3 separate regions of the Homo sapiens genome follow, and all the other regions are linked to region 2. Evidence: chromatin contacts called from ENCODE Hi-C or POLR2A ChIA-PET data. All regions are on one chromosome and are shown on one strand. The core of a region is the stretch at or near the end of the contact, and the rest is flanking DNA. Distances in the headings are between cores, read along the strand shown.

The links. A loop is a pair of places that touch in the nucleus more often than their neighbours do. ChIA-PET counts read pairs that join two places held with the same protein, here RNA polymerase II (POLR2A). Pooled maps may share reads with other maps.
Region 1: a map of Caco-2 shows a loop between it and region 2 (4-fold over the local background). The contact joins the promoter of MIR924HG here to the enhancer-like site in region 2. A Hi-C loop is called at or near these places in 2 of 168 maps with a recorded cell type or tissue (Caco-2 and lower leg skin) and 1 of 50 pooled maps. POLR2A ChIA-PET finds 5 or more read pairs at or near these places in 3 of 52 experiments (HEK293, MCF 10A and WTC11).
Region 3: a loop to region 2 is called in a map of endothelial cell of umbilical vein, with 3 times the contacts of the local background. The contact joins the promoter of LINC01902 here to the enhancer-like site in region 2. A Hi-C loop is called at or near these places in 1 of 168 maps with a recorded cell type or tissue (endothelial cell of umbilical vein) and 1 of 50 pooled maps. POLR2A ChIA-PET finds 5 or more read pairs at or near these places in 2 of 52 experiments (MCF 10A and activated CD4-positive, alpha-beta T cell).

Annotation. Positions count from the first base shown.
Region 1 is chr18:39,750,529-39,753,341 of GRCh38, reverse strand. MIR924HG (MIR924 host gene) reads left to right here and starts at 1,347. Exons shown (of 4, transcript NR_024391.1): 1 at 1,347-1,437; 2 at 1,982-2,013.
Region 2 is chr18:39,798,976-39,801,675 of GRCh38, reverse strand. No RefSeq gene overlaps it. Among named protein-coding and RNA genes, the nearest start is that of LINC01902, 41 kb to the left of the region's middle. Within about 2 kb of position 1,380, at least 5 of the 41 ENCODE cell types and tissues checked have a DNase peak (open chromatin) inside an H3K27ac peak, as active enhancers do; they include endothelial cell of umbilical vein, where a contact is called at or near this core.
Region 3 is chr18:39,840,426-39,843,125 of GRCh38, reverse strand. LINC01902 (long intergenic non-protein coding RNA 1902) reads right to left here and starts at 1,417. Exons shown (of 9, transcript NR_151703.1): 1 at 1,214-1,417. It overlaps LINC01901 (long intergenic non-protein coding RNA 1901), which reads left to right. Exons shown (of 4, transcript NR_187474.1): 4 at 1,254-2,700.

The DNA.
Region 1 (2,813 bases), core at 98-2,597, 48 kb after region 2:
CAGCTGACTTGAGCCGCAGAAATGGCAGCTGTCCCTCTCCCAGATAACTCATTTCAGGCAGTCTCCAGTCTGCTGCCACTAGCTGGCTGGCCAATGGGTCTTTAACTTGTGAGGTGCCAGAGGTGCCATGGGAGTGGGGCCCACAGAATGACACCGCTTGGCTCCCTGGCTTCAGCCCCCTTCCAAGGGGAATGCACAGAGGATCTCCTATCTCACTGGAATTCCCAGGGCTGGAGTATGCAAAACCTCCTGGGTCTCCACGCATGCCTGAGTGGCCGCCAAGAATCCACACAGCTCTATGCTTCGGACCCAAGTCCTTGGTAACATGGGGTCACTAGGGCATCTCCTGATCCACGGGTTGCAAAGATCTGTAGGAAAAGCATGGTTTCCCGGGCAAGGTCGCACAATCAGTCACCGCCTCCCTTGGCTGGGGTGGGGGCTCCCTTTTTATGTGTATTTTCAAAACTCTTTTTTGAGTTCTAAGAAGGTAAAAAATAATCATGCCACTAGATTAGATAAAAATATTTTTGTAGAAATTGAGCAATTATCTATTTAACTCAGATCCATAGAAACTGACATTCACACAAGAATGGATTGTGGTTAGAATTCTGGAAGAGTAAGAACTGGTGAATATCTATGCTTTGTTAAAGAAGATTTAATTGTTTCATTTGCTTTAACAACATGCCTAGGATCGAATAGGGAGGGTGTACAAAAGCATCTTTGGGGCATTTTGGTGTCCGAGGGTGGTGAGGAATGCAGTGCATGTGGATAACAGAGTTCAATTGTTACTTCAAATAATCTGGAACTATTCAGATCACCTCAGTCACTATTTGAGGACAAGAACAATGAGCTGGGAACTATGTGGGAGAATTGTGGCTGCTGAAGTTCTGCTCACAGAACAAGTTTTTTACATTAATAACAAGGGGTTTCACCATCAAACCTTTGAGCTGGAAGACTGGTTTTCTGAGTGCATTTTTAAAGAATACCCATTGGAGATATTTGCTACACAATGTACAATAATTTGACATTCTTTGAAGCAGCCAACAGAAGAGAAGGATCAGAAAGATACAAACTTTTAAGACATTGCTCATTCTAGCTTACTTTGAACTTTAAAGCCTCTTTTTCAGTGATAACAGGGTCTACAATGAACGATCAAACTTGGAAATCACAGCTTGAAATGCCCATCCAGATGAAGTCATGCAGAAAATGAAACAAATCTGGCAGAACAAGACTGTGGTCAGAGAAACAAGACAATGTCAAAGAAAAGGGCAACAAGTAGATAATCAGTACCGATTTCTTTTCTTTCCTCCAACTCCCTCTTGCTCCCATGACCCAGTTTCTTGTCCAAAGGTAGGAATCGTAAGAGTGTACAGAAATAAGTCACATGCAGACCATATTGAAATACGCAGAGAATTCCATGGAGACTCTGATGGCTAGGTAAGCTCACTTTAGCTGCACACCCACTTCAAGAAGGTGAAGGAGACAATTCTGGGATAATAAAGATCTAGGAAGTATGTATCTGCCATATATAAGTCAGAGGTTCAGAATCAAGACAAGTGATGATGAAAGATGTCATGGTCCTCCTAACTGATTCAGAACATCTGTGTATGTCTTTCTTTTCACCTAGATTATATATTTGTTGAGACGAGGAGTTATCTTAGAGCTCTTAATGTTACCCCCAGTACCTTGTACTTATGGGGCATTTGATATGTGAATTTATTTTAGTAACTGTTTTTGCATGTATGTGTATCTCTGTGTGTGTTTTGTTGTTATTTGCTAATGAGCATTTAATATTAGATGATAATTTTTTCCCCAATTAACTGGTATTTATGGAGTTTTAAGGGTGTTTTTTTTTCTAGGCCACTGAAAACTTTCCAACCAAGGAAATTTTTTCTCATCTTGCCCTATCTAGCTACATTTTGAATATTTCCTTGGCAAAAATCATTAAGAATGACTCATTTCTCTAATTCTTCTTTTCCAGGGCACCGTTGAGCTGTTGCAACTGTTCTGCTGGTAAGTGCTTTTATGTGCTTGAGAGAAGTGGAGTGGAAACTAATTTTTCTGTGACCCATAATTTTATAATTTGTATTTTTAAGAAATAATCCATTTTCAAAGTCACTCTCCCTTAAGTCTTCATCTTTTGTTCTAACTTACTTCCTGTATTAGATTTGTCTTAAAATTAAATGAAAAGTAGAAGAGAAAAAATAGTAAAATCTCAGAAATAAACATAGAGCTTTTTAAAATATTAGAGCTGGGGACAAACTTGTTTGATACCTGGAGACATAATCTTAGGTTGAGTGGCTTGTTTAACATAACATGGTTGTCTGCTAATGGTTACAACAGAATTCAAAATTCCTAATTGTTCAGTGTATTATCTAGTAACTGATAGTGGCTAATTCCTGCCATGAAGTAAATAGAAAATATAAATATATCTTAGGTACTAGAAAAACAAACTCTATTGAGGATGGTTTTATATTTGCACGTTATTATGTTATGGAATACAATTATACAAAAAATGTATATTATATAATTTCATACAATTTTATAATAGCATTTAATGTTAAATGTGCTTTCATATACATTCTCTTTTGCATCTTTTTCCCATGAAATTTATCTTTTTATTATTCCCAGATTAAGCCTCATAAATATAAAATGGTTAATAAGTGATGAATCTGAGATTTAACTTTAGTTTTTAGTTTTTTTCTCTAGGAATCATGCCCAAAGACCCAGATTTCACCAGTTTTCTGGTGGAACAAAGTCTGTTAACTTTTATTCATGTCCTTGAATGGCCTATGTCCACATTCTTTCTCCTC
Region 2 (2,700 bases), core at 131-2,630:
ACATGTGACAGATGACACATACATGTCATGTACATGTTACATATGACACACTACACATTATAAGACACACAGGACACGTCACACGTGACACACGTAAGTCACATATGGCACTTGCATGTTATGACACATGTAACATACATACCACATTCGTGCCACATCCGTGACACAGATGACAGGGACATGAAATATAACTCTCATTTGACACAAGTCACATATGACACATGCAAACGTCACATACACGTCGCACATGGCATGCATATTTACATAGAAACTAACGTCTTACGAACGACTTGTATGTGACATACATGTCACACACATGTCACACACAACACGTATGTCGCGTGTATAACACAACACACGTTCCATACGACGCGTGTCGCCTATGACACATATGACACACATTTGTCATGTATGACCCATATGATCCCTGTATGACACACCACATGCATGCCGCATGTCATATTTCACACCTATGTCACGTGACTCATGTCTTATACATGTCGCATAAGATGCATATTTGACACATGTCACATATTTGGCATATGAAACGACATACATTTCATATGCTGTATGACTAATGCATGTCACACATGGCATATGACAAATATATGCCACATATGACATACATCTATATGTCATTGTGGCTTATTTGTATCATAAGTGATATATATGTGTCGTGTGTGATATATGTCGTATTTTTGTCTTGTCATATATTATTTCACAGATTACCCATATGTCTATATGACACATATATGTCACATATGACACATATGTAAAATATATTTTTTCCTTCTACCCAATGCCAAGTTCAAGACAGGCACGTTTTCTCAGCATCTTCTTTTGTGAATCAGTGGACCTCTTTGGGTTCCTACTTTTATGGAGTGGTTCACTTTTAGTGGTCAAGTTGACACTCCACTTTGAATCAGCATTGTTTCATTTCTTGTTCTTATGCTTTAGGCTTATATTAGACAAAGCTGAAATATTCAATGTTACAATCAGGTTTGAAACTCAGTTACCTCCCTGGTGTCTAATTTTCACTTCATTTGGAGGAAAACAAAGTTTTAAAGTTTTTATGTAATACTTTAGGTCTTGTCTTTTTAATTCAGGAGGGTCACCATGTTATTATTTAGGAAAATGAGATTACATTTGACAATAGACCAATCTAATTTTTTCTTAATGTAGACATCTGGGCTATATGCAAAGTTGCTGTCTTAATTTGTCAATTAGAAAGAAATCCCTTTGAGACAGCCAAGTGACAGAGGGTCCCTGGAGAAATTCTAACCAGCCTCTCCACTGAGGTGAAGCCTCGGGAAGTTCGCCAGGTTTGCAGCATTGAGGAGCCTGGCCCCTCCCCTTCCTGTGTGGAACTTGGGATTCGAACGGCAGGCGGGAAGTGCTCTAGCAGGGGAGTCTGACCTTGTGAGGGAATACCTGTGTCCCCCCTTTTTTCCCCTTTTTACCCAATAAAACCCTGCCTTACTCACCCTTTAAATCATCTGCGAGCCTGAATTTTCATGGCCGTGGGACGGACAAGAACTTTATCTTCAGCTGAACTAAGAAAAAGTCCTGCAACATTTTTGGCGCGCAATGTGGGGGCACCAGAAGCGGTGAGTGAAATGGAGACTCAAAACCTCTCACTGTTGCTTGACCTTTTCCTTCCTTTTTTGGGACCAACTGGTGAGCAGTGTCTCCCCTCCACCCCCAACTCCCTGCCGGAATGGGAGGCACGGCTCAAGGATCCCGGGGCAGCTGGCTGGCATTTTCCGCCATGAACGGCTGGAGCCTTCCCCTTCCCCGCCAAGAGATTCAGCTCCATCAGCCAGTAATCAAACTTTTCTCCCTGGTGGAGAAACCACTTGCATAAGAATAAGAGGTTCTTCCCCAGGATTTTTTTTTTTTTTTTTTTGAGACTGAGTCTCGTTCCGTCGCCCAGGCTGGAGTGCAGTGGCGCGATCTTGGCTCACAGCAAGCTCCGCCTCCCGGGTTCACGCCATTCTCCTGCCTCAGCCTCCCAAGTAGCTGGGACTACAGGCACTCGCCACCACGGCTGGCTAATTTTTTTTCTGTATTTTTAGTAGAGACGGGGTTTCACCGTGTTAGCCGGGATGGTCTTGATCTCCTGACCTCGTGATCCGCCTGCCTCGGCCTCCCTAAGTGCTGGGATTACAGGCGTGGGCCACCGCACCGGGACTTCCCTAGGCATTTTTAAACTGTTTATTTTCTTTCCCTTTCTGTACCCAATCAGCAAGTTAAGTTTTAAAGTTTTTTTTTTCTTTTAGAAGATGTTTTGCTAGGCCAGGCACCCCCCGCCCCCCGCCGCCGCCCCCTCCCGCCCGCAACAACCATCACTGTTTATATTTTCTGCAAAGTTTTGGTTGTGAAATTAAGCCTCCATCTTGCTTTATATCCTGCGGGCCATGGCCGGTAACCACTTGGCAAAGCTTTGTTTGGCAAGCCTGCCATAGGGGATGAGCCCTTTCTGGTTTGACATCTGCATGTTTTCCTAGAGCTGTCTCTTAAAGGGCCCCACCCAGCGACTAGGTTTTCTTCTACCTGTATGTGTACTGTGTGTGATGTGTGTAAGAAGAGCTCTGATTAATTTGGCTTAAAGAAAGACAAGTCCTTTGATCAAGTATTTTGTAAGGGAAGTGAAAAGCTATGGTACCTTTCAGCTCACGTGATTTTAATCTTTAAGAAATA
Region 3 (2,700 bases), core at 168-2,667, 41 kb before region 2:
CGCAGTATCGAATGTAAAGGCTGCCTTTGACTGAGGACACTCTGGGAAACAATTTTCCGCTGCATGTTAGCCTATCTGCAATCAAAGTGTGTGTGTATCTCTGATTTTTTTAATCCCTTCACTTCTTTCTCTCTCTTTTCCCTCATTGTGTCCTTACTTCCCCCGCCTCCCTCCCCCGCAAAACACTTTTCTCTTGCCTATGGAGATGGGCACCAAAAGGAAATTGATGCAGTGGCGGGTTTAATATGACATTTGAAAAGTGACTTTTTGATTTTCAATTAACCTTGCACAAAGAGGAAATATTGAAATTCGCCCCTTTGTTCTTGGCTGGATCTGCAGACAGGCTGGTTGGTACCAAGAGCTGAACCGGGTTTTGGGTGGGGCGATAGGGAAGGAAGAGGCAGGTTGAGGAAAGTAAGAGAAAATCTGGCACCTACCAAAGCCGCGCTCTGCTTCTATTTGCACGAAATGAGACAAGACTAGCCTGTACTAATTACTCTCAGAAGGGGGAAACAGGTAGGAGAGAAAATGCTCTTGTCATTTGTTTGACTTAATTGTATGCTTTTATGAGCCGTCTGGCTGGAAGGATTAAAGTTACTTTTAATAACACTTCCTTTCAGAAAGAATGTGATTTGAAGTTTCCCAGCAGGGCCTCCCAGTCAACAGCAGGACCCTTTCCCCAATCCCTGACCCCTCCCTTTCCCCCACCGCCCACCCCCCCACCAGTCAACCCTCTCCCCTTCCCTTCTTTGAAAGGCCCATTGTTCTGTTTGTAGAAGAAAGAGATGCTTACACCATAATATAAGACAATAAAGTTAACTCCATAAGTCTCCTCTTTCCGGATTTTCTATGCAATCTTTACTAAAGGCAGTAGTATCTCCCCCGCCCACCCAGCCTCTCCGCTCTCCCCCCTCCCCTCCTTAACTTCCTCCACCACCCTATTCCCTGCACTCCCCCCTACACAGCCCCCGCTCCTTTTTGCAAAAGGAAACATTGAAAATCATATATGGAAAATAAAGTAGCTTGGCGCTTTGGACCTCATTAAGCTGCGTGTGGACACCAGCGTGGTGACAGTGACAAGGTTCCATAAACACACGCATCGCAGGTGATTAGGGCAGCCCGCTTCCGCTGATGGACCTTCCGCTTTTTGTCTCTGTTCTTGCAGGGTTTCTGCTCCTTGCTCCCTAGCTGTTTTCTCTCGCTCTCTTTTTACCTTCTCACTGTTTTTGTCTGTGTTTCCTTTTGCTCTGCAGTTTCCACCGCGCCAGAGTCTTGACCCTGAGTGGCATCGGCAGGGTCTCCTGCGGCAGACCAGGGGTGTTGCGGGCTGCGCTGGGTGGGGGACCGCGCGCTGCACGTGCAGTGCCGCCCGGACGGCGGCGAAAGGACAGCGGTGCACCCCGCCCGAGGCCCCAGCGATCCATCAGGGCGGCTGTACGCGGGAAGACGCTTCATCTCATCCCTAGATGGCAGCAGGATTCTGAAGCTGGCGCAGCCCTGGGCAGCCCTTTCTGGTCTATTTTCCTGAACAGATTGCCAGGGGATACGGCGGCTAAACAGCCAGGCGCCTCCCCGGAGCGCAGCTCAGACAGAAGAGCAAGCCGGACAGACGCCGCTGGCGAGGCTTCGGGGGTCAGATCCTGCAGCTTGGACACCACATTCTCTCTTTTTGCACACAGATGTGCTACTGTGTAAAAATAAGCAAACAAACAAAAACGGGAGTTCAGCTTCTTGGAGAATGTGTCATGGTCAAGACCAGTGATTCTGGACGGTGACAAAAGTCCTGGAGGCCTGAGTGCACAGAGGACACACGCACAGATGCACATGAACTCATGGAGAAACACTGGTCTTCTCTGCCAGGGACCAGGCTGGCCATGCAGGAAGGGAGCAGGATGTGAAGATTCAGACTTTAGCTCCAGCTTCACTACCGTCCTGCCGTGCACTTTGGGGGAAGATTCGTTCTGTTCCTGAGCCTTAGTTATTTTATCTGTAAAATTGGGGTTATTATAGCTTTCAGCTCTGTGTACATACAAAAGACTGTTAGGATTATCAAGAGGAACAAAGAAGGGGGAAAAATCACTTTGGCAGGAACAGGCTCACTGCTGCAGCTTTTGGCCCAGAGCAGGCATTTTTCTTCAGAGGAAGCTTCCAAATGGTGCTACAGTATTTATTTTGATCAGCCAGATATGACTTATTTGAAAACAAAGGGCAGAGGTTGTTTCGCACCTTAAAAGCTGAGGGCTTTTGTCTCCAAACCACTTATTTTGTCCACACCCAGTCCCTCATCATGGACTTTGTCATCCCTTGGAAATCCTTTACATCAGAAATCTTTATCACCAGAAACTACACACAGTAGCCCAATAGCTGCATCCCCGAGGGCCCCAGGATGAAATAGGAAAAGCTGAAACTACTCTGGTTGGAGTATATGCTATATTGGAAAAAGTTACTGTTAACATGGTATATAACATACTGAGTGAGTCAGAAAATTTTCTCACCAAGTCTGAGTCAGAGGAAAAAAAATCAAAGATTTAAAAAAATTCCTCATATTACGTTCAGTACATTTTGCTTGTTTTCTTTGAGTTCTGTTCTCTTCTAGCACCATGGCAACCTTCGTCACACAAGGAGCAGGAGGACAAAGGTGACAGATGTTTACCTCTTTATTTTGTCTAGGGTCTTGTTTCCTTCACTCTCACCTGATTC